Regions from separate parts of the Homo sapiens genome. Here region 1 is linked to region 2. The links are chromatin loops, found by intact Hi-C in ENCODE. Cell type or tissue: MCF 10A. All regions are shown on one strand. Each heading gives the region's core, and the rest is flanking DNA. Links, peaks and the distances in the headings are about the cores only. Region 1 has its middle 120 kb from the start of JAZF1. Region 2 holds the start of CREB5 (cAMP responsive element binding protein 5).

Evidence for each region. Hi-C counts contacts between places; a loop is a spot of excess contacts. Peaks named below come from ENCODE experiments on the same cell type or tissue, not always from the same donor. Only the 100,000 strongest peaks of a DNase experiment are listed, where the experiment ranks them.
Region 1: a loop joins it to region 2, with 5 times the contacts of the local background. A loop is called at or near these places in 5 of 110 quality-filtered maps.

What each region holds. Positions count from the first base shown.
Region 1 is chr7:28,287,937-28,304,628 of GRCh38, reverse strand. It overlaps a transcript of CREB5 not described here. Among named protein-coding and RNA genes, the nearest start is that of JAZF1, 120 kb to the right of the region's middle. RefSeq lists enhancers at 10,922-11,887, 11,888-12,855, 12,856-13,823 and a silencer at 12,765-13,059. In MCF 10A, for the core only: CTCF peaks have their summits at 5,532 (motif pointing left) and 7,541 (motif pointing left); DNase peaks (open chromatin) are centred at 5,538 and 7,508.
Region 2 is chr7:28,397,578-28,414,269 of GRCh38, reverse strand. It overlaps CREB5 (cAMP responsive element binding protein 5), which reads right to left and starts at 1,752. Exons shown (of 11, transcript NM_182898.4): 1 at 1,353-1,752. The coding sequence starts at 1,355. RefSeq lists an enhancer at 1,666-1,755 and silencers at 5,028-5,097, 5,066-5,360. In MCF 10A, for the core only: no CTCF peak of the experiment used is centred there; a DNase peak (open chromatin) is centred at 8,389.

The DNA of each region.
Region 1 (16,692 bases), core at 3,823-11,822, 110 kb after region 2:
ATCTTTATGCATGCCTCTCATTGCTTTTGAGATTTCCTAGGTGAAAGAGATAGGAACAAGTTTGTGGTTCTCCATAACCATTGCCTAACTGTACTCCAGAAAAGAATCAACAAATACTCCCACCAGCAGGCTAAGAAAGTGCTTTTCCTTCCATCCTCCACCCTAATCAATGGGGTATTAGCATTTGAAAGAGGAGATGAAAAGGGAGAAAATGAAATATCTACTATAAATGGAAATTGCTTACTTGTGAAGAACATTTTTCCACATACCTGTCATTAGATGGATTTTTCACATATCCTCTTGTACTATAAGTCTATGATTGAGACAGAGCCAAATATATACATTCATTTTCTTTTCTTATAAATCTTCATTTATTTAAATAATAGTTTGGTGGATGGTTAAACCATGATATTCTTCTATGTTCTGGTCACACGCAAAAATTGCCAGGACTCTCATTTATTTTTCCCCTGAGACCAGGCTCACATCTTTAATAGAAGACTTGTAGATAAAGAAAACAGGATGAAGCCTTATGTTTATTCTTGCTATCATTAGGTACTAGAATAACACTGTTTAATTTATACATTTGAGCCACATTATAGCATTCCAAATGGAAATATTGGAATCATAAAAAAGCAACTGTTCTTTTGAGCTATTTATTATTCTCTTATTAGCAAGGTTGCCTGATTTTTATTCTAAAACTATATTTATTTTATTCCACTTTTACTGCCAATGTAAATTAAATGTGTGTTTTTCTTTGCATATATTTAAATTTTATTTTTGAACACTTGTGCAAAAAATACTATAAAATCCCATTAACATTAATCAGGTCCACATTTCTCAAATTCTTATCTGCAATAACATTAAGTTAAATATGTATGTACATGTGTATATTTTGGATTGTATCCATAAAGTTTTAGAAAGTAAGAAATTGGCCACAGGGAGGCAAAACTAGATATTTATATCAATCCTATTATTTTACTGCCTCATAGAAGGTCCAACACAATATAAAATTCCTGTTCATCTTCAGCAACCATGCAAATATTTGTGTGAAGCAACCTAATCAAAAAGCACATATGCATTTATTAGGTGTTCATGTATTTTTACATCGGCAAAGTTAGAAAACCAGAGGTAAGAGCCTCTCTACATTAAAATCCTCAAATGTTAACTAGATAAAGGCTGGCTAATTTCCCCCTCTTGATTTATTGTTATAGTATTTCTTAATGTTTTATTGCTTTTATCTTGTAAAATGAAATGTAATCATATGTTACTTTGTTTTTCTATTGGGTCTTAGTTAACTGTGCCAACATTTAAGTGAGGGCCCAAATTTTCAACTGGCCTCAAAAATTATGCCTATGAATTGGGGCAGTCCAGAACCAATCGCACTTACCCAAATAAATAAGGTTCATCGTAGTCTGCTTACTAAACATATATTGTACAAACATTTGGAATTAGATAAGCTATAACTAATTCTTTTTTTTTTTTTTTTGAGATGGAGTTTTGCTCTTGTTGCCCAGGCTGGAGTGCAATGGCACAATCTTGGCTCACCGCAACCTCTGCCTCCCAGGTTCAAGCGATTCTCCTGCCAGCACCTCCCAAGCTACAACTAATTCCAAGATTAGGACTAGCAATATAGACCTATGCTCTGAATTTTCTTAAAAATATTGGTGAGGGGTGATGGGAGAGCAACCCTATATTCCGCCATCATTCTGTGAACAGCATTGCTTTTCTTTCAAGTTTGATTTTTATAGTAATTTAATCACCATAATTGGTGGGCAAACAAGAGGTGATTTATGTAATTCTTGTGGGTCCAAAGCCAAACAGATGTGGTTTTCTGTTCTCCTAAAGTAATTTTCCACATTGGTCTTTAAAGGTGGTGTTTTAGTGGTTGTTTTCCATGCTGGAGAGAGGGCTGGCTCTCCATGGAAGGTGAAAGCGGGCGTGCACAAGCTCCTGAGCAGGACGTTCATGGCCTTGCCTGCCTCTTTTGGCCCCAGCACATCACACCCTAAATCCTCCTTTCTGGGACTTTGGAAGAGGCATGAAAACTTTTTGGCTTTCAGCTTCCCCACATACAAAATGAAGGGATTGGATTCAAAATCTAATATCTCCTCCAGCTCTAAATCCTATGAATTCATCATATTAAAATCCTGCAATTTAGATAATTATGTTCCATGTAGTTTGATTTCCAAACAGTAAACATGACAAAAACACATTAAAGTCCATTGTCAATTTCAGCTTTAACATGTGTGAATCATTTGAACTAAGGCAGATTTTTAACATGTAATATTCACTAGAGAATTGCATAAATGTTTGTTTGGAAATTAATTTGACATGGGTATGTCTTCTCAGTAGAAACCAAAAATCAGTCCAAAAAAACCCTCAAATTATTAATGAAATACTTAATGTGATGCAGCTATTTATTTGGTGCTTTAAAATTAGAGAATTAATATTTTAATGTGATATATAGGGATACTGAAATTTCACATTTTGTTATTTTTAGCTTAAATAATATACCACATTTATTATGAAAGAAATTAACTTTTCTGATGACACATAGGCCACTCAAATATTCTCTGAGTTTATCTATTTTAACGAATTTCAATTTCCAACCCAATTGCTTATTATTTTCTGAAGTAGCTTCCATTTAAAACACCCTCTCCAGATATCAAAGCTCTGACTTCACTCAGTCACTTTTCCTATTTGGCAAACCTCCAGAGAATTTGTCTCAAGGTGAAATTTTTTAAGAATAGACATCAAATCCAAAGAAATTCTTTTTAAACAATTGTTTCTGTCACATTAGTAACCCCGGGAACTCAGTCACATGAATATGCCTTGTGCATCCTCCTCCTCTGAGCTAAACAAAACAAACCTGTAAACAACAGAACAAACATTTGGAATCAGACAAGCTACAATTAATTCTAAGATTAGGACTGGCAATACAGACAACAGAAATTCATAGCCAGGCTGTGTCTTCCAGAGATGAGAATGCTTTCTCTTTTTCTAGAATATAGAGTCCCTTTAGACAATAAGGATCTTATTAAAATGCAGATCCTTATTCAGTATATCCGGGGTTGGACCTGAGTCATAATTTCTAACTCACTGCTCAAAGTTCCAGAGCTTACAACATCAGCACCTCAGAGTTTGTTAGAATTGCAGACTTTCAGACTTTCGGGCCAAGCCCAGGCCTACCTTGGCAGACTCTGCATGTATAATAACAAGATCCCCAGGTGATCTGTATGAACATTTGTGTTTGAGTAGCACTCGTCTACCTCAGTTTAGGAATTATTTCCCAATGGGTTTTGGTCAACACTAAAGTTTGCTCCCACACACACTAGTCTAGAGTGAGTGGATTCTTCCCCTCATGTACTTGAAACGCATGAAAATCCCTGCCAGACAGGTTGACCACAATCCAAGGACAGCTGAAATAACTGGTTCTCTGACGTCACACCAACCTGAACAGTTCCTAATCAAAAAGTAAGCTTGAGCAACTTTTCTGTTAGAGCGGTGGTTCTCAAATCTGTCTACATATTAGAGTCACCTTTAAAAAGAGCCTTTAAAAAGATCAAAATGTAGATCCTACTGTGAACCAATTAAATCACAGTCTCTAGAGCAGTGGTTCTTAAATTTCTAAATATCTGAATCACTGAAGGAGTTGTTAACACACAGATTGGTGGACCCCAAACCCAGTCTCTGAGTCAGGGGTCTGGACCAGGGCCTGAGAATCTGCATTTATGACAAGTTCCAAGGTTTTGTGTGTCTGTGGACCATACTTTGACAACCACTATTCAGGAGTTGGCCCTGAAGAGTAGTATTTTTAAAAAAATGCCCTTCGTGAGAGTTTAATGTGCAGCCAAGTTTGATAACCACTGTCCTACAGAAAGATGAGTCTATAAAAAAATCATATTAGTTCCCTAACTCCGTGTGAAATGTGTTTCATCACATTAAATCACACACACTAATGCTCAACCAGTTTCGGCACAGACTATCCATGGTTTCAAAACGTTTTGGCAACAGGAAATGTTCACTGGGATTTTTGTTTAAATGTGTATTTTTTTTACTGCTAGTATGAAAACTCCTCAAAAGCATGGGCTGTTTTGAATGCACCTTTGTCCCCACAGGTACTACGCACAGGGGCATGGCACATAGACATGTTCAATAACTGTAGAATTGAATCTGTTTATTGTCCACCCAACACCAGCCACCTGGAGATGGACATACGCTCTGTTGAGAAAAGGACAAAATTGCCTGAAATTTTCATTTTTCACCAAGCTGCCTTGACGGCATATAAATGTAATCAAAACTCCTGAATGTTGACACAAATATTAGACAAGCAAATTATCTTCTCACAGCCCATTCAGTCAGTGTGTAAATGTGATATTCTCAATGGGAGCCAAAACTTGAGAACTAGCACCATATGAGGAAGGTGAGAAGCCTAGTTCAAGCAATCCTTGCACGGGTAATGGAGGGTCACAGTTTGACAAGGTGAGCATCCCTCCCTGTATGAGTGAAATGAAACACCTAAGGTAGTAATAAATAAATAAATAAATAAATAAATAAATAAATAAATAAATAAATAAAGCTAAAAAGCAGTATAAATAACAAAACGGAAAACAGGATGAAAAGGGCAACACATTACACAAAAATGGATCCGGAGAAATTAGGACTGACTGAATAATTACATTTAATTATCAAAATCTTAGTGGTATAGATTGATTCTTACAATACGCAACATGTAGATTCAATTTCAAGACCATGTTGATGTCCATCAAACACATTATCCAATGTGTATATTAGTTTGCCCTGGCTCCTAAACTTTGGTAACACAACATTGCAGCATTGCAAAATATATCTATCTAACATAGGGTAAATGTTAAATAAATGTTTGTTGGGTCACATTGCACAATCAATGCTAGTGAATAACACTTCCTAAGGTTTTCAGGTAGCATGAGCAAAAAACATCCAGTATTTGTCTATTCTTTTGAGGACAATAACAAAAGAATATCAGTAGCCTTGCCTAGAGCTTTCTGCAATGAGGGAAATGTTCCATATCTGTATTGTACAATATGGTAGCTAGTAGCCACATGTTGAGCAACTGAAATGTGGCTAGTATGACTGAGGGTCTGAATTTTTAATTTATTCAATCTTAATTAATTTTAATTTAAATAGCTACACATGGCTGTTGCCTACCTTACTGGACCTCCAGAAACAGGGACGAATGCCAGAGCATAAATGCTTTAGGCAGTTTCTGTCATTCTCATAACCGTGTCCAAAATCTGCCTCTTGCTCCACTCCTTGGATTCATCAGATCAAAAATAAGACAAACTTAAAAAATACTCCAGTTAATTTCCTATAGAATAACAACACAGAGGCTTCCAATGTGAAATCCACACTCTTTGAAAGGCCACAGACTCCCTCACTTTTATAAACAGTCCCAAAGTAAAAGCAATCACAATGGCCGGCAGCTTTAGTATTTATAAATCCCAGTCCTTCGGACAGAGGGAGAGGCCCTTTTAAAGCCCAGACCTCTTTAGAGACTTCCAATTGTGCCACCCAGTGGCAATACGGTTGGTTGAATTTCTGACTCCAGCAAAATCCTCTCTGGCCAAGGAAGAATCCTGCACCGTCAGGATGATAAGCAGTAAGCAGTCAGGTAAGACAGTGACGATGATGGGATGGGGGACCTAACCTGTCCATTCACACTGTGACTTTGTCACATGTATTTCCATCTTCAGTCAATCCATGCTTTGTCTTATAGCCTTTCTCAGAAGGAATATAAAACACCAGTGATCATCATCTTGGTGGGTTATTAATTGTGTTTAAGATTCCAGAAGATTGTCTCTGAATTCCTTCAGCCGGATGCATTTACATTTACATTACAAGAAATGTATCTCCCACTCATCAAATTTTATATGAAGGTGCCGGATGAGTCTTTGCCTTTGATTAAGAATTTTTTTAAATAGAACATTTAGTGAGCCAGAAACATTTGGTAACATCATTTTCTGAGGATTTAAAAACACTTCAACATAAAATCAAACGCAGATGTATAATTTGAGAGTTCATGAATCATTAGTTATGTACATTTATAATTACGCTAAACCTAAATATTTGAAAAGCCACATTAGTTTCTGGCTATTGCAGCTAATTCTCGGGTAAAGAATTTGAATGGCATTCTAGTATTGCATTTTACCTAGACTACACTGTTACAGAATTGTGTGTAGGATTAGTTGATTTTTTTTCAATTTAGAATTTCCACTCATGGGAAAAATACTCAATATGAAATATAGCTAAGCTTCTTATAGATGTAGGTTCCAAGAAACAAATGTCTAAGGAACAGAAAGTTATATAGAAACTGAAAATAGAGGAACAACACACACTGGGGCCTGTAGGAAGGTGGGTGGGGAGGAGGGAGAGCATCAGGAAGAATTGCTAATAGATGCTGGGCTTAATACCTAGGTGATGGGATGATCTGTGTGGCAAACCACCATGGCACTCGTTTACCTATGTAACAAACCTGCACATCCTGCACATGTACCCCTGAAATTTAAATAAAATTCGGAAATAAAAAAAAAGGAACTGAAAATAACCAGTTCCATACAGCATTCACTGTGATTTTAAAGTAAGCAGATGGCGCACCTCCGGCTTCCACAACTCAAGAGGCCCCAAGACTGTACTAAGTTTGGCAGAGAATCTTGCTGGAGCTCAAGATCTAACAAAATGTAACTCCAGGGGACATTTTAAAGTGATAGGAGCTGCAAATCTTCCCTGGCACAAATGCAGAGAGAGCAAGCTTAAACCTAAGAAAATGACATGAACACAACATTGGCCCACTTAGCAAGCGTTGATACTTTTGTTGGCAGTCCTAGCAGAAAGACAAAGACTGAACAAACACAATTACCCAGATTGGCACTAGGTAAGTAGTGCAAAGACCTTTGTTACTTCTTGAATTTTTTTTTATTTTTTTATTTTATTTTATTTTTTTGAGACAGGGTCTGTTTCTGTCACCAAGACTGGACTGCAGTGATGTGGTATAGTCCCAGCCTCCAAATCCTGGGTTCAAGTGATCCTCCTGCCTCAGCCTCCAGAGTAGCTGGGACTAGAGGCCCACACCATCAGGTCTGGCTATTTCCTGAGGATCTTGAAGTCCTTCTCAGAAGGGCTCCGCTCCAGTTTCTCCATTGTCATCCCCAGAGCCTGTTCTCAGCACACAATGGGAACCTAGCACATTTGTTTTTTGACAGTAAATCAGTCCTTCATTGACTCTACCACTTACTGTCTGTGTGTCCTTGGGCAGGCCACTTTCTGGAGGCTTATCTCCAGAGAAGTCTATGAATCCAAAGAAGGTACAAACAGTCACCAGAAGTATTTTGGATCTTGGGACAACCCTTGGATAAGTAGAAGAGGGAGATTTTACCAGACATGAGGCTACGTGCCAATTCTGAGTTTAGGTGAAGAAGCATATACTATAAGAAACAAGATTTGAGGTGGAGGATTCAGCTAGGAAGTCTTCCCTGAGGCCCCCAGGCGCCCCCTACTGTGCACCTTGAACATGCTTCTTTCATAGCCCTTATCTTACAGCACAGCAATTGCTTGTTTACTCCTCTGTCTCCACCAAACAAAAGTCTTATCTCAGCCATATTTTTATTCCCCACATCTAATTTAGTCACTGGCCCATAGAAGGTGACCAACAAATGCTCGTGAAATATGTTAATATGATTCAAAACACTGTCATCTAATTTCTCAAATAGCAACATCATTTGAAAAGCTCACAGTCTCTCCTTAGGATGTATTTTTTATTCAAAATAGAAATAATTTATCAACAGGATAAAACATTCAGAATTTTGTGACTAAGTAGAAATATAGCTGGAATATTCTGGCAATGGTGTAGCTGAGTCAGAGAAAAATACTGTAGCTATTAAGGAGAGACTCAGGAGAAAAATAGAAGACATAGCACAAAAGGAAGGAAGGAGAGAAAAAAGGGAGAGAAGAAGGGAGGGTGAGAAAGAGAGAAGGGAAGAAGGAAGGAAAGAAGGAAGAGAAAACAAAAGAAAAACAAAACAATCTCATTTATGGGCTTCAATTTTTTAAAATCCTGAATATAGTATTAGTAAAAAGAACCCAACAGCATTTTAAAATAATTAAACCATAACCTGGTTGAGGTTATTTTGTGAAATGCCAAGAAAGACTCAATATTAGGTGATCTGTTGATTTAATTCATCATATAGTTGCAGCAAAAGAGAAAATTCATGATCCTTTTTATAGATGCTGAAAAGATATTTGTTAGAACTCAATATCCCCACTTTTTGTTGTTATAAAATATATATAATACAAAACTTACCACTTTAACCATTTTAGGTGTACAGTTCAGTGGCATTAAGCACACTGACAGTGTTGTGGAACCCACACAACAATCACAAAAATCATTCATCTTCCCAAACAGAAACTCCATACCCATTAACATTAACTTCCAATCCTCCCATTCCGCAGCCTGTCTCTACATCTCTATGAATTTGATTACTCCAGGTACTTCTGGAAAGTGAAATCATACAATATTTTCTTTTTGTGACTGGTTTATTTCACTTAGCATGTCTTCAAGGCTCATCCATGTTATAGTATGTGTCAGACTTCCCATTTTTTAAGACGAAATAATATTCCCTTGTGTGGATATACATTTTGTTTATTCATTCATTCGTTGATCAATACTTGGGTTGCCTTCACCTTTTGGCTATTGAAATAATGGTGCTATGAACATGGGTGCACAAATAGTTGTTCAAGTCTTTATAAGCCTTAAATATTTTGGGTATGTACCCAGAATTGGAATGGCTGGATCATAGGGTAATTCTACTTTTAATTTTTAGGGGAACTGCCATACACGAAGACATGAAACATGACACAATGTTCAAGTATACTTGAGAGATATAAGTTAAAATGACACTAACCATTCCATCTACATCAAATCATCCTCCATCCATGCATCCACCTCTTTATTTATCCAGTAAACATACGTTGCATGCCTACTGTGTGTTGTTTGTGACTTCTGTATGAGACTCTGGAGGGAAGAGTTCTGGACTAGAAGACAGTAGACCTGGATTCTATCTAGATCCAGCCCCTGATCTGCCTTCTCCCAACACTGCGAAAGCATTAAGATACAATTTTCCACTTTCAGATTAGCAAAAGTCAAAAAAGGCTGTCATACTTTTTTTTTTTTTTTTTTTGAGACAGAGTCTCGCTCTGTTGCCCAGGCTGGAGTGCAGTGGCACAATCTCGGCTCATTCCAACCTCCACCTCCCAGGTTCAAGCAATTCTTCCATCTCAGCCTCCCAAGTAGCCGCGACTACAGGTGCCTGCCACCACACCTGGCTAATTTTTGTATTTTTAGTACAGACGGGGTTTCATCTTGTTGGTCAGGTTGGTCTCGAACTCCTAACCTCAGGTGATCCACCCACCTCAGCCTCCCAAAATGCTGGGATTTTAGGCATGAGCCACTGCACCCAACCATGGCTGACATACCTTTAACATGCTATGTTATTACATGCTATGTTAGGGTGGATATGAAGAAATAGGCATTCTCATACCTTGTTGGTGGAAAAATAAATTAATACAGCCCCTGTGGAGGGCAACCTGTCAGTGTTTATCAAAATTGAAAATGTATGAATATATCCAGAATTGGAATTGCTGGATCATATGATAGTTCCATTTGTAATTTTTAGGGAAACTGCCACCCATGAAGACATGAAACATGACACAATGTTCAAGTATACTTTTTTTCTTGAAATGGAGTCTCACTCTGTTGCCTAGGCTGGAGTGCAGTGGCGTGATCTCGGCTCACTGCAACCTCCACCTCCCGGGTTCAAGCAATTCTCCTGCCTCAGCCTCCCAAGTAGCTGGGATTACAGTGCATGCCATCGCGCCCAACTAATTTTTGTATTTTTAGTAGAAATGGGGTTTCACTATTTTGGCCAGGCTGATCTCGAACTCCTGACCTCAAGTGACCTGCCTACCTTGGCTTCCCAACATGCTGGGATTACAGGCATGAACACGGCACCCGGCCTCAAGTATACTTTTGATAAGAGAGATGTAAATTAAAATGACACTAAATCATCTACATCAAGTCAGCCTCCATTCATCCATGCATTCATCTTTCCATTTATCCGCTAAATACATGTTGCATACCTTTTGACTCAGTGATCTCAATTCTAGTAATTTATTCCCCTGTCGCTATGCTAGTGTATAAGAAAGGTGACATTTATGCAAAGTTATCCATTGCACTTTGCTTGTAAAAATCAAGGCAGGAAACAAATCCAACCATAGAGAACAAGTTAAATAAATCATGGTACATCTATGCAATGGAATACTAGGGGATCATTAAAAAGAACAGGAACATTTCTCTTTGTGCTGCTATAAAAGAATCTCCAATAAATATTATTATTTGGAAAGCACATGTATATAGTATGTCACTATTCATATTAAAATAAAATAAAAAACAAATATTCTTTATGTTTTTGCTTGTTTATGCATTTCATATCTCTGGAAGGACATAAAAGAAAACTGGGGACCGTGGACACCTATGGGGACTGGAATGGCACCTGAGGGACTGGGATGGGATGGAGGATTTTTACTGTGTATCCTTTGTACTTTCCTAGTTTTTGTAACCTGTGACTATGTTACCTATCATTTTATTCATTGTTTTAAAAAGAGGTATCCATCCTGATACTGGCCTAAATTACCAAGAGAACTGGCATCCACATTCAATTGCTAAGACTACAGTTTTGGGTTAAATAAATTTTTCAAGTTGATTTTTTCCACACTGTTGTCAAGACAACCTTCCCTTTCTCCACAATATTGAGAGAATTAGGTGTCAACCTGGCATCTAGACAGAAATAGCTGCTTAATTCCAAACATGGATGGGTTAGGAAGGCCAGAAAGTTATTGTTCTTATAGATTCATGTAACACCTTGTAAATACTTTTTGCCCAGTGGGGGTTCAATAAATGTTGCTGACTCATCGGTCACAGGGAAGCAATATTAACTCAGAAGGACTAACTGAAGTCATTTAATCAGAAAATCAATTTCATTTTCCTTGTCATGGGGAAAATATTTCTGCTAAGTCAAGAAAAATGTAGAGTTAATTATTTTGTGTCAAGGAGTCAAATGGAAAGCCAGGAGTTAAAGTGTTGAGAACAAAACAGTTGCAAATCAATTTGCTTTGCATTACAGTTGGCAGTCTTGGGCACACTTAGCCACATATGGAAGACATGTTTACTATTTCAAGAATATAGTATCACTTTACAGTGCTTAGTATTCAAAGTCCCACATTGTATTGCTTTTTTGTAATTTTTGAGCAATTTCTGTGCCAACATTTGGCACAAGGGGTACTAGAACCCTACAATAATTGCAAACTTGCTTCCCTCCCTCTAAGCTTTACTTCTTGTGGCCCTAAGACCATGATTGTATCAGATATTAATCTAAAACCCAACCACCAAATGGATTTTATTGAAGCTGCTGTAATTCCACCACCAGAAAACATGACAAATAGCCAACCTGTCACTGAAGATTTATGTTTGGTTTTGAAACCCATTATCTTTCAGGAAATATTGCCTAGTATGATTCACTGAGTAGCAGCAGTTTCATATAGCCCAAGGTTTTTCGATATTGATTTCACGGCATCGTTATTGCAAATCAGAGTGTCTGTGCTTTGCTCGAATCACACGATTGAAACCAGTCAGCTTCAGGGATCATTAGCAAAAGTAAATGTACCCTGCAATACTAAGAATCTCAGACAGAGCTTCTACATGCTGGGAATAATGCCGCCTACATTTCCCCCTCTGTTGAAGGTAAATTCAAGAAGGGGAAATGTGTTGCTTTGACTAAATTGACGGAACAGCTGAATGCACGCTGCTTTTCACTGCTGGTAAATGAAATGGAACCACTTCAGATCTATGCAATATTGGAGCCTGAAGGGGCCTTAAAGATCCTCTAGTCCCAAACTCTCCCTTAACATAAACCAAGGCTCAAAGAGGTAAAGTGGCTTCATACCAATGCTCTGCCACTCCGCCATGTCTAACAGCCCTGCCCATAACCAATGTAGTGAGGGCATGGTGTGGAAAGGAGGCAACTCAAGGGACCATGAGCACAAATCACTCAGGGCCATGGTTCTGTCACGTCTCCCTTTCTGTTTCACTTGGGGGAATCCTCTTGATTAGTTAGGTGAGGGCATTAAACACTCTTGTAATGATGAAAAGCTCAGGGCCTTGCAATTTGGGGTGAGATGAGGGAAGTGAAGGCAGGGGACAGTGGTAGAGGGTGTTCAAAATTACCTTTACAGACCATTTCAGCAGACTGTTATTAATCAATATACTGCAGCCAAGGCACAAACTCTTACCATCGCCAAGTGGGTGTCCTAGCTGCCTGTTCCTTTCTCATTTAATTTTCTGAGTTTGGGAATCTAACTTTCTTTCTCTGTTCTCACTTTACTAAAACTTCTCTTCAGCATTAGACACAGCTCCTCCTTCTTAAAATACTTTCCCCTCTTTGTCCTTAACCCTACAATCTACTAGTTTTCCTTCTATCCCACAGGCAGTTCAATGTCAATCAGATTTTCTCTCTGTCCCTGACCTCTCATTTCCTCTCACCCACTTTCTCTACTTCATGGCTAATAGGTATCTCATACTTGACATGCGCAAAAAAGGACTCATCATTTATTTTCTGCCACCACATATTTTTCCCCCACCTCACCCTCTGAATGAAAACAATTCAGAGAACCGTAGTCTAAGCCCCCAAGTGTGTCTCATTCCTGAACAAATGGGAGAGGAGGAGTATGCAGAAGTCACCAGCTGCCTGGCCCCCACTGGGGTGAAAGCTTTGATTCCTCGGGGAGTCAGCATTGGCCTTCAAAGGCAAATCACAGTCTGCAATGTCAACTATTTGCTGAATGTGGCACGTTTGTAATGCAAACTCAGTCTGGCCTGATTTGGGTCAAGAAATAGCTCCAGTTCATGAAAGCATGAGACCTCCCAGCACTAAGTCAAGGAGCAAATCAGCTATTTCTTAGTTAATGAAAAATTCCTTCCCAAAAAGCAATAGGTGAGTAGAGTCATTATTGATGTGGAAAGCCAGGGGGATGGGGTAGCAGAAGCAGATTGACAGAGGAAAAACCTCATTTAAAAAACACTATCCCAGCCTGGGCAACATAGGGCAAACTTGTCTCTACAAAAAAAAAAAAAAAAAAAAAACAATAAAAATTAGTCAGGCATGGTGGCACACACCTTTAGTCGTAGCTACTTGGGAGGCTGAGGTGGGAGGATCACTTGAGCCCAGGAGTTTGAGGCTGCAGTGAGCCATGACTGCACCACTGCACTCCAGCCTGGGCAACAGAGCAAGACCCTGTCTCTAAAAACAAACAAAAAAAAAGGAAGCAAAGAAACACTATTAATGAGAAGTGCTGCTTCATATTTTCCAGTGTTGTCTGCTGTAATTGGCAATAGGAGAAGTTCTGGGGCCTTACTGCAGAGGGCATTTTTAGAGCAAACTGGTATCTGGAGTCAACAGCCACATGGAAAGAAGAAATGAGGCTGGGGGAGGGAAGCTGGAGCTCATGATCATAGGTTTTCTTCTCACCTTAAGCACTATTTGATAATTTGAATTACAACACTTATTTTCCATCTTCCCTCTTATACTTGGAAATAAAGAGCCATGATCAAAACATATATAATCCAGGGTTTCTCAACCTCTACTCTATTACATTGTGCGGTGGATAGTTCTTTGTTGTGGGGGCTTGTATTAATCTATTCTTACATTGCTGTAAAGAACTACTTAAGACTGGGTAATTTATAAAGAAAATTGGTTTAATGGGCTCATGGTTACACAAGCTGTATAGGAAGCATGGCTGGGGAGGCCCCAGAAATCTTACAGTCATGGCAGAAGGCAAAGGGGAAGCTGGCAAGTCTTACATGGCTGGAGCAGGAGGAAGAGAGAGTGAAGGGGGATGTGCTACACACCTTTAAACAAACAGATCTCATGAGAACTCACTCACTATCACAGGAAGAGGAAGGGGAAATCTGCCCCCATGATCTAATCACCTTCCACCAGGTCCCCACCCCAACATTGGGAATTACAATCGACATGAGATTTGGGTGAGGATACAGAGCCAAACCATATCAGAGCTGTCCTGTGCATTGTAGAATGTTTAGCAGTATCCCTGGCCTCTACCCACTAGATGCCAGTAACACCCTCTCCCCACTGCCGCCCTATTTGTGACAACCAAAAATGTCTCCAGACTTTACCTAATGTCCCGTAGGTGCCAAAATTATCCCAAGCTGAGACCACTGGTCTTAGGTTATTGAAGTCTCAGAAGGTAATCCTAGAGAAGTATCTTAGGTCAGGTTCCCTATGTAAGGGGTTTACTGGGAGTAACACAAACAGTATCTATAGAAGGCAGGTTGGACAGAGAGTAACACTGAACAGAGATGCAGTTACAATAAAGGTTTCAACAGATCGCTCGAGGGGCTCTGGAGCCCTTCAGTGTTGTCCCAAATACAGGCAAGAAGTTGAGTTCTTCCCTCTCCACCAGCCCTCCCCTCCCCCCACCATTGGATGGGCATGACCTTGTCAAGGCTGCTCTCTTCCATTAGTGGGCCATTCCCAAGGACAAACCCAGCTATGAACATGCTCTTGGCAGTTGAGGGGATGAGCCCCTCAATCCTGAATGGGGGATCTGAAGAAAGTACCACAACATTAAATATTAGAAGAGAATAGCTTCAACTGCTTTGAGGCCATGGTCATAAAGATCGAGCTTGGCTGTCTTCAGAATAAACCCCGAGAAGGCCTCAATTTCACAGTCACAATTTTCTTTCATAATCCAATGCTGTAATGGCCCAAGAAAATTAGAAGAGCTACTTCTGACCTCAATTATTTTTGAAATGTATCTAATTTGACTGTGGTTTTCATAGATTCATAAGTTGGTTTTTATAGGTTAAAATGCAGCTAAAACCTGCATAAAGCTGCCTAAAGCCATGCCAAGCTCTTTTTCAAGAAGTGTTTAAAGGCCCCCTTGGAAATGATCCGTGGCTACTGATTTTTAATTTGTTTTGTGAAGGAATAAAGTTAAAAGACTCTTTTTGACTCTCTGAGCCAAAGTGAGTGTTCCACAGGTGATGGGATTGTTCCAAATCATTCCTGGAAAAATGCTTGCTGGGCTGGTCATAACAAACTGTAACTTGCCCCTGTCACTGTATGTAATTTAGACTCTTCCACTCAAAATGTGGTCTGCAAGCTGCAATTCCACAGCACCAAGTGGTTGGCTTTGCATTATCTCATTTAACTGTAAAAGGACAATCCTATGACCACGTAAGGCACTGTTATTCGTTCCATTTAACCAAAGAGAAAGCTGAGACTGAGAGCGTTTATGCAATTTACACAAAGACACCCGATTGGTAAATGGCTGGGTAGGGACCAGAATCCAAGTCTATCTGACTACAGAGCACCAGCTTTTGTTTCATGGTATAAATATTCTGAATCACAAAGTCACTAGTTTCCTTTATATGCAAATTTCTGGACCCTGGGACTCCTGAAGGAAGAATCATTACAAGCACTGATTTTTGTTCACCTGCCAGACATATATTCCTCAGCTGTTCCTTGAGATCGTGACAGACTATAGGAGCTATGGTTATGTTTACAAAACACTTTCCCTTATGTTTTCCCAATCCTTATTACAGCCATCTGAGGCAGGGAATAGTATCCTGATGTCTTAAGTGACAAGAAAAGGCCCAGGGAAGGACTTGGTCAATCAACAACTAAATGGTACAGACTTCATTCTGGCTTAGGCTTTTGTCCCTGACCTCTGTCTTCTCAGCACCACTGGCAGATGCTCCAAGGCCATAGTCCTGACAAGTCTGTATTCACTTCCAATGAGCCATGGAGCATTTCTCCCTTCAGGAAAGCCCTCTTCAAAATGGGTTCAATTTGGAGTTGGTCAGACCCACTCTTCATCACCAGCCTGGTTTTGGAGACATGATTATCACCTTGATCTGTCTGTTTCTATAGCACCTATAACTAAATAAATATCATATTGAAAAGATCAGGGTGTAGAAATGTTACATAGCATACATTGTGCAATGGAAAGAGAGCAAAGGGAAGTACTCTGTGTGATACCACACAGACCAGGTAATAGAGCAAGAAACAGAAAACAGGCCAAGCTGTTCTAGTGCCTTTAACCCACACTGCTTCAAGATGCAGGTAAATTAGAGCATTTGACTTTTACTTGTGGTTACAAATTATGAAGATTTTATGTATCATTTGAAATTCTTGGGATTGAGAAGGAGCAGGTTAACTCTTAACAACTGTGATACACACACAAAAGCTGTTTCAATAAATGAAAGAGAAAGAAAAATGATGGAGCTTCAATCCTCAAAGATGTGAATGCTATGCCTACAGGCAATCGGACAATGTAGGACAATACACACACACACACACACACACACACACACACACACACACACATGCACACATGCATGCACACACACACACGGCAAACATTTATTGGGCAATACTATGCCAGAGCATGTTACATATATCTTAGCTCATTTAATATGGTTTGGTGATACTATTTTCCCCATTCCACAGGTGAAGAAACTAAAGCCCAGAGAAAATAAGTAACTTGCCTATGGCCTTTCAGCTAGTAATTAGCAAAGCAAGGACT
Region 2 (16,692 bases), core at 5,184-13,183:
AAATCCAATTTGTAAGAAGCAAAAGAAGCATATAGATGGGAAACACCAGCCAGGATCACATTAATTTTGTGACTAACTGCATTGCTTAGAAGAAGAAGAAGGAGAAGGAGAAGGAGAAGAAAGAAAAGATGACAAAAATAATAAGTCCACTCAAATCCCAATTTTAATCCAACAACATAACCAGAAGAAAATGAACTACAAATACAAAGTTCACATCTTAGTGATCTAGTGAACACTACACACCGACAAAATAATTTTTAGCTTAGTAAGAAGTAAACTCCAATGACAAGAAAATATTATAGGATTGTGATACCTCATTGCTAAAAAGTAGATTATAGTAAGAAATTGGGAGTCTAGGAACTTGCCATCATGGAAACTCCATGATTGATTGGTTTTGAATGTGCAGGTGTGGGAAACTGACAAATCATTGTAACAAAAATCTTAAACTTACTAGAATTGAAAATCTATGCAGGAAAAGTCTCTGTGACAAACTACCATTCATTTAGCCACCTATTCAAATAAAAGCTGTGACATAACAGAGATCTAGAAATAAGGGCATGGTTTCCAATTTTTTGTTGGAATGTTCTAATAAACTATCTTCTCAGGTATCAACTATATAAGGTCACGACTGACCGCTAATTGACAGGCAATTTATCGGCACCAGCAATTTACATTAAAAATAGTGGGCTTGGAGATATTTTCAAATATGTTTACTATGAGTTAAGTTGAAAAATAAAAACCACTATAATCAGTAAGGATTTAAAAATAAGAGATCCATATAAAATGCTATAAGCAAAGGAAAATGAGAAACATTTCTGGGGAGACACAAGTGAGTTTTATTATACTTCTTCTTTTAAGTTTTAGAACTAAAGTAATAGTTGATATTCAACCCATAGAATCATCCTTCAGGGGCATACACATCTAGGTTTGAATGCGGAAAACTGTTTTATTGTTTTTTTTTAATTTTTAGGTTTCTTTTTCAAGAACTTTCTTATTAAAACTTAAATACTTATTGAAGTGATTCATGAAACCTCACAGAAAGGGGAATTCATGCTTGACACATTACTTAACATGCTCCATAGCTTCCCCACTGTAGTTCATATGCTTCTGAACATATTTTACCTGGGAAATAATAGTCTTATTCACACACACACACACACACACACACACACACACATCCTTCCACATAAAATGCTATAAGTCCCAGGAAACTGACAAAAGCAACATTAAAATTTTGTGCAAAATCTAAACTCCATTTCTGAATTCCATCTATGAAAATACAACATTGGTTCTATTTAACTAAGTGCAAAGTTTTCTCTCTGTTTAATATGCATAATAAACATCATCCTTACCATTATCTGTAGAATAAAAGCAGCAACGTGTTGCTTCCTGCAGTCACCAAATCAAGTTTTTTCTTCCTTTCTTTCTAGTAACTTCTGTTTCACCAGCAAGATTAGGAAGAAAATAAGTCTTGAGTATTTGCCTCAGTATTTCAGACCAGAAGATAGTGAAACTAGCTTTTAGTAAAAAGAACAGGTCTGGTATTTTACAATTACTTCTGCAACCCAGAGGTACCTCCTAGACTCTGGTACCTCCCTCGTTCTCTAAGTTTCTTTTAGTAATGAGACTAATTTTTCCAGTAGTCTTGAACTCCCTAGATTTAACTGACATGGAAAATGTGACTAAAAATTTGTGGAACTGTCTAGCCTCCAACCCTACACAGAATCAACTTTGTTGTAAATGTTGAAGAACACCTCGCAAGCAGCTACATGCTCAGTTTATACTCCTGCGCTACGCAGCAGAGAACACCAAATAACAGTGCGCCATCTAGTTAGCAAGCTGCAATCTCCATGCTAGAAGGGGGGACACTTTCAAACCCTGGGAGTTAAGAACTTGTCAGGGTTCAGCTGCTCTAAAGGTCCAATTGTTTGTTTAAATAAAAAAAAATATCGCTACTGAGATAATCCACATCTAGTGGATATGGGAAAATTTAGGTTATAATGGCACTACAAACTTTTACATCTAACTTTGATTTACAAGATAAAAGCAAGTTTTAAATTAAAAGGGCTTTCTGTTAATAGAGCTTATTATTCTGAAGACGGGAATGATTTTCTTCGAAAGTTGTCCCTGGGTGCATGCCTATTATCTTTGCTTTTCCCCTTCCACTAATGAGCATTTATCTAAAGAGCCTGTTAATCCTCTGATGTGTGCTTCTGGTCAGAGGTAACAGTTTGAATAAAACCACTAATCACTGATCACTAAATCACTGATCATTAATCACACTTTCCAGTGCCCATGACTGGGCCATTTTTTTTCCTTTAAGTCTATGCATCACAAACAAGAAGTTCAACATTTTCGATGCACATATATTGTGTGGAGGTTACACTATTTCATCTCTAGATGTGAATAAATACTAAATCCTGCCACAGACTTGGGGAAGGATGTCAATTAGACCCCAGACAGGAGTTTCACAAATGCCTACCCTACAGCATGGCTTTCGCTTTGAAGAAAGTAGATCTAATTATAAGAAAACATGTGTTCTTCAAGAAATTCCCACATATTTGCAATATAAACTTTTCTTTATTTAGTTTTCACCAACTCCAAATCAGGGACCACTCCAATCCCCTCTCTCCCTCTATCCAAAACTCTGTTAATACTTTTTTAAATTTAATTTCTGCTGCACACCTCCCTCACGCCCCCACCCCCCCACCCCCCACACCGAGGGTTCTTTTTACTTTGATCCCTTGCAACAAGTCATACACAGGGTCTTTATTTCAACTGCCAGATACGGAGGTTCTGACTCAGTTCAATGACTTACGTATTCGACTTCCTCTTTCAACATAGAAACTTAAGGTTAAGAGCTAGAAACTAACGCACGCAGCAATTTATTGTATGGAAGTTTAGGTTCAACGACTCACATTCCCTCACTTTGGAAATGAAACGTTTAGTCTTGATCCTTTCAGCTAAACCTGATTTTGTCAGCATCCCTCTTCTGCTAAAGGGCAGGCACTACGTAAAGTGAAATACTTTGTTTGCAGTGGGTGTATTGCTTTCCTAAGTCACCACCACGAGGACAGAGTATTATCATAACGCTTGCAAACATTTCCTGATTTGCCTTTTCTATCAGGACTAAGCATTTTCGCCCTAGAGGAGAAGGCTTACTGGTGCCTTTCTTAAATAATACAAAAGGGCGGATTGCGCGCTGATCAGGTACAGTGGTCCCCTCAGACCCCAGAAGCTTTTACCCACACTCCAGGGACCGTGCTCGCCCCAGGGAAAGCTGTAAAAAGGCGGGGGCGGGGCTAGAGTGATAACGGTGTAGACGGGGGAGTGGTGGAGAGGGAGGGGCTGGGAAGAGAGGGCAATAAAGATGCCCAGGGAGCCGGCGATTGCACGAGTGTGTTGTGGGGAGGGTAGGGGGATGCAAAGCAGAGTTGCTTTGTCAGCATTCTAAGCTCCTGAACCCTTGAGGAGCTCAAGCCGTTAATCAAACACTTACTGGCCTGCAGAATGACGTAATGGACCTGTATCCAGTCTTTATTCCTTGACACATGTCAGAGAAGGAGGGAAAAATAAAAATCAAACACATTCTGCAGACTGACAACGAAATATACAAGTAGCCCGCTCCAGTCCCCGGCCTTGAGCAAGCATCAAGTGGGGGCGGCACCGGTCCAGGGAAAGTTGGGGATGGGGGTGAGAGTGTGGACAAGGTCTAGGGCTTTATCTACCAGACGCCCCTTAAAAATAAATCTATGGCAAAGAAGAAGCGGGATGCAGCTGCTGAGAGAAAACATCTCCTTGGTTCCTTCCTTCGCATCTTGCCCCTCTAAGAACTTCGTGAAAAGTTCAAGTGATTCTGCCGAGAATCTGCCGCAGGGGGAGACTCCGCCGCCAGGTCTTGGGAATTGCCTGGGCGCCGCCAAAGCTCGAGCCGGAGCTGTCATTTGGGGCAGCGGCCGGGAAGAGGTAACGATGCCAGCAAGAAAGCAGCGGAGGCAGGAGGCGGCCGGAGGAGTGGACTGGAGCGGACGGAGCCTCGCCGCTCTCCAGCCCGGAGCGCCTGGAGCGAAAGCCAAGCGCCCTCCGAGGGCGACCTCCCCTCCCCGGGCGCGCGCCCACCCGCTGCAGCCGGCAGCCCGGCGGGAGAGGTGGCAGCTGCAGCTCCGCACCGGGGAGAGCGAGCCCCCTGCGCGCGCGCCCACCCGCCCCCTAGGTGACCCGGCGTCCTCGCCGCGCCCGCTGGAAGTTTGCAAACTTTCTCCGGGGGTTCCGCCGCCACGCTGGGAAGCTGGGGACGCGGGGGGAGGTTCCTGGCTCGCCGTCTCCGCTGCCGCTTGACCGCACTTCTGGAGGGCTCCGCACCTTGCCAGGTCTCTGGAGGCAAACACACACCCCCGATTCATAACTGGTCCCCGCGTCAGGGGACTCGCGCGCTCCCACACACGCACGCACGCCGGGCGGACTCGGCGCCGGCTCCACGTTAGCATCCCTCCAGGCGCGCGGCGCGGCGGCCACCGAGCGCTCCGGCACTCACGCGGCGCGGGGTCTCTAGGGTGGCCTCAGGACACAGCCGAATTCCACAGTCTACCAGCACTCGGGGCCGGACTTCCCTCTGGTCCGCCAAAATGTTTACAAACACAGATCACCCTCCAGAAAAAAATGCATCGCATCTTCCCTACTCCTTGCCCTGTGACCTGCCCACTGGACCAAGTAACCTCGCGGCTGCTGCCGAGAACCAACCCCTGCAAACAAGTACACTCCCGAGATGGCTCCTGCGGCAAGTGCAACAAAAGTGGCTAAATGCAAAAGCCCCAGAAGTGGCCGAGCCGTATTTTTAGGAACTTACCAAACAAGTGTGGAGAAGGCAAGAGCGGAGCCCGGGTGAAGGGACCACGTTGGACTGAGCAAAGATTACAATACATTCTATTTAGAGTGCATTACATCACCCCCCCGGTGACGTCACGTGGGATTCCTGAACTTCTAAATCATTGCGGTCCGCTGGGGAGGGACGGAGCGAGGGGCGGGGCCGGCGCGTCGAGGGGGCAGGCCCCGCCCCGGTCCCGCCCCGACCCCGCCCCGCCCGCGCGGACCCTGGTGCACCCGCCCGGGAGCGGCAGCGGCGGGGGCGACTGCGCAAGCAACAGCTTGCAGAGCCCAGCGCCGTGTGACACGGCTCCCTGACATTAGTGGTGTGAGTCAGCTTGGAAACAATCCTTATGGTTTCAGACAAGACCACGGAGGAGGCGCGGGCGTGGGCTCTTCTGCGGGGAGGGCCTGATGGGGTTTGAAAGGTGTAGGGATGGGGGTAGGGGAGAGGTGGGGAGGGGGATGCTGAAGGATGTGGGAAAAGACTTTGCAAACAGAAATGCAGGACGCTCCTCCCTCCCCCACCGGAGGATGTCCAGCTCCTTTTTGCTTGCGACAGTCATGACCTCATTTCAGTGCTCCCTGCATCCTGGCTTTTCAGAGCACTCACTTGTCACCCCTTCTTCACCGCCCCCTCATCTCACCTCCTCCAGGAGAATAACTTCCTTATGGTGCACACTCTCATGAAATACACAGCCCCACCCTTCGCGGGACCCCTGCTTCATGCGTCTGAGAAGCTGTAGGGAGAGTTGCTCCTAAGGCGAAAGGTGAATCACAGCTAGAGCCAAGTGATGAGCCTGATTTAGACACGGCGTCAGAGCCGAAAGGGCCCTTGGCTGTCACTTCCAGAGCCTCTTCGGTAACTGGCCCAAGCTCACGGGCTGGGGAGCGGCAGAGCCAGGGCCAGACTGCAGGATCCGGGCGCCTGGTCTGCAGCGAGAGGAGCCTGGCGTCTCCAGTATCCGGCCGTCACCATCACTGTCACCATCCCCCTGCTGAATTTCCTTTCAGAAGTTCTCCCTTTGAGTAGGATTCAAAGAGAAGGCATAGGCTAAATCCAGCCCGATTCTAGACGACCAATGCCAACCTCGCAGCCCCTCACACCTTACAAAGCGCTTGCGACCACGTGATTTCCCTTGTTTCTCACACCAACCCGGGTACCAGAAGTAGGACAGGTATTATAATTATTCCCATTCTACAGGTGAGCTAAGGCAGACACCAGAAGGTTGGGGGCTGGCCTGAGATCACTTGATGAGCAAGGGGTGGCACTGGGCCCAACTCAATCCCTGTTTTCAAGCCCAGATCCCAACTGGGCTCCTTCATAGAGCCAGGGGTAAGCATTCCCTTCTTGTGGGTTATTGGTGGTTGGAACCTCTGCTAAGAACACATTGGCTGGGAGATGGAGCTTTGCTTAGAAACAGTTTAGCCCTCGTTAATAAACAATAATCATTTCTGACATTTATGTAACATCTGACATTTATATAGTACCTCTCATCCCAATGCATCACAACCATGACGGTGCAGTTTGCCAGAGAATCATGACTGGACTGGCTAGAAACTGTAATACATTGCCTGGATTGTCACATACTTCTGAGCTGGTTTTGACATACTAAATGGAAGAGCTTAGCATGTTGTTTCTGTTTTTAAGTGTTTAAGTGGCCCCTTGCCCTTTAGTGTTCCTTGAAACCACAGGGACTGATGACTGTTTGATCCTCACAGCCTTATTCAGAGTTCATCACTGAGTTTTCTACTTATTGTAGAAATAAAATCATTGCAATTTCATGCAAAAGGTTTCTAGCTGTCATATTACAGACTGAGATTTTTACATATTCCAGATCTCACACACACACACAAATCATTTCTAAATGTAAACTGAAGAAAAGAAGAGGTATTTATTAGTGTAGATTCTAGTGTCAGCCTGCCTGAATTCAAATTTTAGCTCTGCTACTTGACGCCTGGTTCTCAGTTGCCTCAACTATGAATGAGGATGGTGATGATAACTACAGCGACTCGAGTTAAGAATTTTATTACTTGAGTTAAGAATTGTGCTTGGGGCCGGGCACGGTGGTTCACACCTGTAATCCCAGCACTTTGGGAGGCCGAGGCAGGTGGATCACCTGAGGTCAGGAGTTCGAGACCAGCCTGACCAACATGGTGAAACGCCCGTCTCTACTGAAAATACAAAAATTAGCTGGGTGTGGTGGTGGGTGCCTGTAATCTCAGCTACTCGAGAGGCTGAGGCAGGAGAATCGCTTGAATCTGGGAGGCGGAGGTTGCAGTGAGCTGAGATCACACCATTGCACTCCAACCTGGGTGACAAGAGCGAAACTCTGTCTCAAAAAAAATAAAAGGAAAAAAGAAAAAAAAGAATTGTGTTTGGCACAGGGCAAGTACTATGGAAGCACTCACTCTCTTTTTATTAATAAAGGTATTTTGGCTAATGCTGTGATAGGTGGGCATTTGGTGATTTTTTTTTTTTTACAAACTTAACTAAATAAATGAAAAGGGAACCTTTACCCCATAATTCCCCCAGCCCCACATTGCCTTCTGCATGTGTCATCTGGACCAAGCAGCCCTCTCATCTGTCAAATGCGCTGGCAGAGCCCCTGTGTTTGTGGACTCACATTTCTGCCTCATGCTCACTCAGTCTCTCCCAGGATTTCTCAGAGCCAGAGTTTCATGGAGGCTGCAGTTGCTGAGAGCAGCTATGCAAGAGCATCTCTAAGGGTGCCTCCACTGGCGGTGGCCATGGCCTGGGGCATTTGCCCCCTGGGGTGCCAGCACCACCACTAGGAATGCCCTCTCACCCACCAGGACTCCATCCATTGTGGCCTGTCAGACGTGTGGAGACAGGGGCGCTTACACCAGAACCAAGGTAAACTGGCTGGGGTACCACCCACCCAAGATTCTCCCGATGCTCATCCCATTTCCCTCCACAGAACAGGAGTATAGGCTGGACACAGCCAACCCCCGAGGTACCATTGGCGGTGGCAGAGAGGTTGGACCTATGCAGAGCTGACTGGCACCTGCAGTGACCAATGAGAATAGATGAGACCCCTGGGAGACCTTTAGTTGCTGGATCCTGGGCAGTGGAAGGGAGAGGACTAGGCAGCTGGGCCAGTGGGGAAGCACTAGGTATTTACCAACTCCCATGGAAGAATTTTAGTATTTTAAGACATTTACAGCCTTACTAGTGCTTAATCAGGCCTGAATAAAACCATCCCAAGAGGCCTCAGATGGGAAGAAATTCTTTAGCTCTGTACTTTGGGTTCAGTCATTTCTCCAACATTCGGCAAACATTAGCAGATCTGCCCAGTGCTGAAGTCAGAAAACAAAAAATGGTCTCTTTCTTCCCAGCTCCTAGGCTCCCAAAGAACTTCTCAAACTTAGTGGAGTAAGCAAAAAACACCCAGGCAACTTATTAAAGTCAGTTTCTTGAGTCAGACGTCCCCAGGGATTTTAGTTCCAAGGTTTGGCATTGGGTCCAGGATTCTGCATTTGTGATTCTGATGCAAGCGTCTGGGGAACTCCCCACCTACCACCACCACACACACATCCTTTGAGTGACTCTAGTTTAATGAATTCATAGATGGGCAGGGATCCAGGAGGAAGCTGATGACGGAGAAGAAAAGAGGTCAGCCTGAGACACTCAAAAATATGACCCAAAGTTCATATGCTTGAGATCAAGGCCAGGCGCAGTGGCTCACACCTGTAACCACAGCTCTTTGGGAGGCTGAGACGGGAGGATAACTTGAGCCTGGGAGTTCGAGACCAGCTTGGGCAACATAGACAGCCTGAGCGTCTCTACAAAAAGTTTTTAAAAATTAGCCAGGCATGGTGGTGTGCACCTGTGGTCTCAGCTACTCAGGAGGCTGAGATGGAAGGATTGTTTGAACCCAGGAGGATCAAGGCTGCGATGAGCAGTGACTGCGCCACAGCACTCCAGCATGGATGATAGAGTGAGACCCTGTTTCAAAAAAAGGAAAAGAGACCAATCCTCTAGCAGCTTCCCAAAAAGATGAACATATCCCTAGAGAAGGCTTCTCCTCATCCCTTCTGCCCACATCACTCAGAGTGACCTTTTCCCACTTCCAAAATTTTATTTTAGGCTTTTCTTAACTAAATTAACAGTGATGGGGAAAGGGATGCTGCTGAAGCCCATTTTGTGGTTAAACATCTAGCTATCGTCCCATTGGGAAGTTTCCATCCCTTCTAAAATGGGTCTTCACCAGGTTTCTTCATTACCTTATTTGAAGGGATAAAGATTTCCAAATAAATGAAACTGCAAAATGCATCCAAAACTGTGAAAACCACAACACTGTTAACTAACATTTACCAAGCATTTGCTCTGTGCCAACCCTTGAGCTAAGGGATTTATGTGCATTTTCTCTGTTAATCTTCACAACTCTGTGAGGCAGCTGGAACCTTACTCTTAGAAAGGCTGAGTAACTTACCCAGAATTGCACAGCTGGGGCATGGCAGAGATGAGAAAAGAACCCACATTGCTGTTGCCTGTCCCAGTGCCTGCCTGAAGGCACCCCATACTTTGGTAGTCCTGAGCACAAGTTGGTTTGAGGATGCAAGAATCAGGAAAGTTGAGAACAAGCCAGAGATTGGCAGTGAGTAGGAAAAGCCACCAGCCTCCATGCAAACTCTGTGCCTGGTTAATCAAAAGCCATTCCAGACAGACAGGACTGGCTTCATGGCCTGTGATACCTGGTCACACAGGGCCTCATCTCATGCTCAGAATGGTCCCATATTTGGTTTAAGGCTCACTGTCACCATCTTGAAATTCTTAATAATTTTATCTTTGAACTTATGCTTTATAAAAGAAGCCTGGTGGAGCATGTGCATGAGGAGGTTGGTGATCACGGCATGTCTGCTGTTTCTTGCTCATGATGCCTCAGGAGCACCAAATTCCAGTGGACCCAAGGTGCATGGAAATCCAGCAAGACTCAAATCAAATACAAGGTAAATTCATGATCTCTCTGACTGAGTGGGATGGGAGAGGAGAGGTGAGGCTGACAGCCCTGAGAGGTCACGCTTTCCTTTCAAACCAGAACTTTCTTGGGATGCAAAAAAAACCAATGGCATCCCAAGAAACATAAACAACCAAGAACCCTATCTTACCTGCATTAGGCCCCTGTGTTAGGCAACCACATACACTGAAAATGATGACATAGAAGGCAAGAGAAAGATAGGGCGGCCCATAGTTCTTTTTCTTTTCCATCTTTCCTCATCACAAGTAAACAGAAAGCAGAGAGTTGGCAGAACGTGTGCACATCAAGAAGTGAAATAAAGGTGGTTGAGCTTGTTTTGTACAGTGTATCCACGTTCTGGTAAGAACAAAATACATATGTATGTACGGGCCATGACATACAAATTATGGGATTTGAGTGATTTCACATACAAGTTAAGTGATCTTATATTTACATTTAAAACTAGCAGTGCAGGATGTAAAGATGAACAGTAAAATTAATGCTAATAATGTAACATTTTAATTTTTTGCTATTTAAAGTGACATTAAATAGCAAATAAAACATACCATGACAAGTCAAGAGACTGACTTTGCAAGAGAGAAAAAACTTTCTATTTATTATCTTCGGTGGCACTTTTCCCTTGCCTTTTAAACAAGAGGCCCTGCATTTTCAGTTAGCACTGGATTCAAAAATTATGTGTCAGGTGCTGCCCACAGACATATGATTGACAGGATCCACCAGACCCCCAGCTCCATGCTCACATGCTGAGAGGAAAGGCAGCAGACAGCAAGAGATTTGACAGCCGTAGCCTTGTCACTTACTAGGTGTGTGATCAGGGCCAATTTTTTTTTACCTCTCTGAAGTTCAGATTCTTCATCTACAAAATGGAGATAATATCAGCATCTATCTCCTAGGATACTGCAAGGATTCAGTGAGTTAATATATGTAACATGCTTAAAACAATGTCTGACACTAGTAGTTACTGAAAAAATAGTCTTAGATATTATTATGCCCTGTAAGGTTTTGGGGAGAATTTAATAAAATAATTCATGTCAAGTGCTTAGCCCTGTGCCTGGCATTTAGAATGTGCTCAATAAATATTAGTTACATAAAATTGCATATAAGATGTAATATTGAAGTTCTGTGGGTTAGATGGAGGAATCAATCCAACTGGCCCTGAGTCCAGTTTTTGAGTCTTAGCATAAGCCAGCTGTATTTGAAGGAGATGGTACCTTTAGGTTAACAAATCTGCACTGAGTCTGTGGGCAACAGAGCAATTTTATACAAGCTGATGTTCTAGTTGAAGCCATCACACTTTACCCTTCCAGTCTTGACATACAAATGCATTTTTACACCAGTGGTTGTATAATTATTAACCCTAGTATGATTTAGTTTTCAGAATCACATCTTGAAATCCTAACAGGTGTAACTCAAAAATGCCATGCTCTTGGATTGGAGGTGCAGGTGCGTATCAACTTTGAAATGTTGTTTAACAAGAGACAACTAGACTGTAAAAATTTTCTCCCATGCTGTAGATTGCCTATACACTCTGATGGTAGTTTCTTTTGCTGTGCAGAAGCTCTTTAGTTTAATTAGATCGCATTTGTCAATTTTGGCTTTTGTTGCCATTGCTTTTGGTGTTTTAGTCATGAAGTCCTTGCCCATGCCTATGTCCTGAATGGTATTGCCTAGGTTTTCTTCTAGGGTTTTTATGGTTTTAGGCCTAACATTTAAGTCTTTAATCCATCTTGAATTAATTTTTGTATGAGGTGTAAGGAAAGGATCCAGTTTCAGCTTTCTACATATGGCCAGCCAGTTTTCCCAGCACCATTTATTAAATAAGGAATCCTTTCCCCATTGCTTGTTTTTGTCAGGTTTGTCAAAGATCAGATGGTTGTAGATGTGTGGTATTATTTCTGAGGGCTCTGTTCTGTTCCATTTGTCTATATCTCTGTTTTGGCACCAGTACCATGCTGTTTTGGTTACTGTAGCCTTGTAGTATACAGCTTGAAGTCAGGTAGCGTGATGCCTCCAGCTTTGTTCCTTTGGCTTAAGATTGTCTTGGCAATGCGGGCTCTTTTTTGGTTCCACATGAACTTTCAAGTAGAGGGTTAATATCCAGAATCTACAAAGAACGTAAACAAATTTACAAGAAAAAAATCAAAGAACCCCATCAAAAAGTGGGTGAAGGATATGAACACACACTACTCAAAAGAAGACATTTATGCAGCCAACAGACACATTAAAAAATGCTCATCATCACTGGCCATCAGAGAAATGCAAATCAAAACCACAATGAGATACCATCTCACACCAGTTGGAATGGTGATCATTAAAAAGTCAGGAAACAACAGGTGCTGGAGAGGATGTGGAGAAATAGGAACACTTTTACACTGTTGGTGGGACTGTAAACTAGTTCAACCATTGTGGAAGACAGTGTGGTGATTCCTCAGGGATCTAGAACTAGAAATACCATTTGACCCAGCCATCCCATTACTGGGTATATACCAAAAGGATTATAAATCATGCTGCTATAAAGACACAAGCACATGTATGTTTATTGTGGCACTATTCACAATAGCAAAGACTTGGAACCAACCCAAATGTCCATCAATGATAGACTGGATTAACAAAATGTGGCACTATACACCATGGAATACTATGCAGCCATAAAAAAGGATGAGTTCATGTCCTTTGTAGGAACATGGATGAAGCTGGAAACCATCATTCTCAGCAAACTATCGCAAGGACAGAAAACCAAACACCGCATGTTCTCACTCATAGGTGGGAATTGAACAATGAGAACACTTGGACACAGGATGGGGAACATCACACACCGGGGCCTGTCGTGGTTGGGGAAAGGGGAGAGGGATAGCATTAGGAGATATACCTAATGTAAATGACGAGTTAATGGGTGCAGCACACCAACATGGCGCATGTATACATATGTAACAAACCTGTACGTTGCGTACCTGTACCCTAGAACTTACATTATAAAAAAATAAAAAATTAAAAAAATTAATTAATTAAAAAAAAAATAACAATAGACAGCTAGATCACCTGGTTTAAGCTTGGGGAACCTCATCTGGAAGACCATTGGCTGCTAATGGCTTGACCTGGTTCTATAGGGAATTATTGTATTCACTACTCTATAAAATTTAATGTTTTCTCTTGAACCTGGCTGAAAATCAAAAGCTTCACCTATCTCAAAGAGTATTAGCATGTTAACATCCCTATAAAAGTTGCTCTTATCTTAATGTGTTTTTCTTTCTTTGAAAGCGACTCGATTAAAGGAAAAACTACTTAGTCTTTATTTTTTCTGCTTTGAGATTAAGTGAAAGAGATTGACACCTGCTCTGAATAATGACCCAGAATAATAGTGCCGTGTCAGCACACTCCAAAAATTTTAGTCATTTCCTTAAGATCAATGGTAAGTGGAAAGTAATGGTTTAACAATAATTAGGAATGTTTTATATACAGGGAAGTTTCATTTAGACTAAAACATTATTGATATCCCATAAATTAATATTGAGCATCATCTCACATGAACTGATATTTCACATAGCACTTCTTTTTGTATCATCATTAACCACATATTTAACTCATGTACTGCCGATGGGGAAGGTTATTCTCATCTCTTTAGGGGCATTTATAAGTACCTTTTTAAAATGATTCTTGAGAATTTCAGTAGCTTTTAAACCTAATTGATCAGCGATTCCTCCTCGTTCTTACATGACACAGAATATTTAAAATCTGGGAAGTTACTCTGAACTTCATTTGAATCTTGAATATTACCCACTGTGGATATCAGAAAATATAAAGCTTCCCTACCTGGCTCTCCTCCCCCTTCCTGGTTTTAAAATATTCTGCCTATAGCTTTCATAACAATGCCCTTACTTGACACTTAAAGAGACTGCAGTATAAACAGTACACTGGGACATTGTGCTGTTTAGCAAAAGCATCTATTTTCAGGACTGCTGTGGCTATTTAATGCTATGTCAAAGTCTGAAGGGAAGGAAAGAACACTATTATTTGTGAGCACCCACTCTGGGTCAAGCCTGTTATATCTTCCATCATGTTTAATCCTGACAACTCTGGGTGAAAGGTATGATTACTACTATTTTATTAATGAGAGAACTGAAGCTCAGTGAGGCTAAGTAATTTGAATAAGGTCACGCAGGTAATAAGTAAGGAAGTTGAGTTTCAAACCTAGTCCTGACTCCAGAATCCCCATTGTCCATCATGCTCTGCTGTGTTTTTATTTCAAGACACTTTGTCTCTCCTTTCACCCTCCTGCTTAACATTATTTAGCTTTATTGAGCAAGCTACCCACAAAACGTGTGTGTGTGTGTGTGTGTATCTGTTTCAGACAGAGTTTCGCTCTTGCCACCCAGGCAGGAGTGCAATGGCACTATCTCGGCTAACTGCAACCTCCACCTCCTGGGTTCAAGGGATTCTCCTGCCTCAGCCTCCCGAGTACCTGGGATTACAGGCACCTGCCACCACGCCCAGCTAATTTTTGTATTTTTTTTAGTGGAGACAGGGTTTCACCATGTTGGTCAGGCTGGTCTCGAACTCCTGACCTCAATTGATCAACCCACCTCGCCTCCCAAAGTGCTGGGATTACAGGCGTGAGCCACCACGCCCAGCTGTACTTTTTAATTTTATGTTTAGTAGAGACAAGGTCTTGCTATGTTGCCCAGGCTGATCTCAAACTCCTGGGCTCAAGCAATCCTCCTACTCAGCCTCCAAAAGTGCTGGGATTATAGGTGTGAGACACTATGACAGGCCAAATTTCTGTATATGGTAAGAGGTAGGGGTCCAGTTTCATTCTTCTGCATATGGTTAGCCAGTTTTCCCAGCACTATTTATTGAATAGGATATTCTTTCTCCATTGTTTATTTTTGTCAACTTTGTCAGAGATTAGTTGGTTGTAGGTGTATGGCTTTATTTCAGGGTCTCTATTCTGCTCCATTGCTCTATGTGTCTTTTTTTTTTTTTTTTTTACCAGAATGATGCTGTTTTGTAATATAGTTTGAAGTCAGGTAATGTGATGTTTCTGGCTTTGTTCTTTTTGCTTAGGATTGCCTTGGCTGTTGACTGAAGCCATTTTCCTATCACTTATTTTGTAGATTTTTTTTTTTCCAATTTGTCTTTTTACTTTTAGCTTTGTCTATGCTGTCTTTTGCCATATAGAACTTTTAAATTTCGATATAGTCAACTTTTTGTTATGATGTCAATACTTGGGTTCATGATTCTAGAAAGGCCTTCCCCACTCTTATATCAGCTCTCTGTTACATCTTACCTGGCCCCTTCAATTTTTCCCGTGCTCTTAGTTTAGCAACTGCAAAATGGTAACATAATGATAGGTATGTATAATAGAACATCAGACGGGAAGAAAAAATATTAGACCAGGTGCGGTGGCTCATGCTTGTAATCCCAGCATTTTGGGAGGCCAAGGCAGGAGAATTGCTTGAGCCCAGGAGTTTGAGACCAGCCTGGGCAACATAGTGAGACCCTGTCTCTACAACAAAATTTTTTAAAAATTAGCCAGGTGTGGTAGTGCATGCCTGTGGTCCCAGCTGCTCGGGAGGCTGAGGTGGGAGGATCGCTTGAGCCTCAGAGGCCAAGGCTGTAGTGAGCCATGATCCTGCCACTGCATTCCAGCCTGGGCAACAGAGCAAAACCCTGTCTCAAAAATAATAATAATAATATTAATTGTCTGATCTTACCAAATAATATAGTTGCATAAATTTACTTTAATTTCAAGAGAAGACTTTTCAACATCTGGGCATAATATACAGTTTAGAAAGACACTAAGTCCAGCATGCGATTTGCTATAAAGCAATATATATTCTCCCTATTAGCTATGGAAATAGCAGTATAGGAAGCTGAATGATTTTTAAACTTGAAGCCCCTGATGATTCCATTGATATGGGATAGCAAAGGTTCATATTTGTAAACTGATTCATCAGCTTAGCACAACATCCTGGCCTTCTTGCTTAGTTGTTAGAACTACCCGCAGGCTAGTAAGTGATGCTAAGTTAGCAGTGCTAAGGCTGACTTGCACCCTGATGTCTACCTTTGCCACAAAGCCTCCATTATTCTGGAACTATTCTATGGCTGCTATTCCTTCACCATGGAGCGCTCTACTCATGAGGCCCGACACAAAAAGCAAACACTAAAACCTGGAATTAAGTCAAATACACAATGAAGGAGAAAATGGTGGTACCATTAAAGGTGGTAGAGCCTGGTACTTAAACCTGGGGCTTTAATCTCAGGTTTCATGAGTTCAAATCCCAGATCCAAGAGGAAGGGGAAATGAGGAGTTACTGTTTAATGGCGACAAAGTTTCTCTTTGGGAATATGAAAATATTCTGGAATTAGATAACAGCAATGGTTATCTAACATTATAAATGTACTTAGTATCACTGAATTGTACATTTTTAAATGGTTAAAATGGTAAATTTTGTTATATATATTTTACATAATAAAAAATGATGAAAAAAAAGAATCCCGGTTCTACCTGTTACTAGCTCCATAGGCAAAAGTTAATACACCTCCCTCTCTATGCTGCAGTGCACTGATCTGCAGAATAGAAGAGATGACAATGATACTGGCTTCATAGGGTTGTCATGATTAAATGAGACACATGGGACAGGCTTTCAGTGGTTCATAGTCATCACGTTTAGGTGTTGTGATGGTTTAGGAGTACGGATCCTGTTTTTAAACTCTCTTGCATCTGTGGTATAGTCCTCCATTTGTCAGATTTCATGTACAAACCACCAATTTCAGTTTTGCTTATAAGACAGATTTTTATCTGTTTGATATCTTATGTGAGACTTTA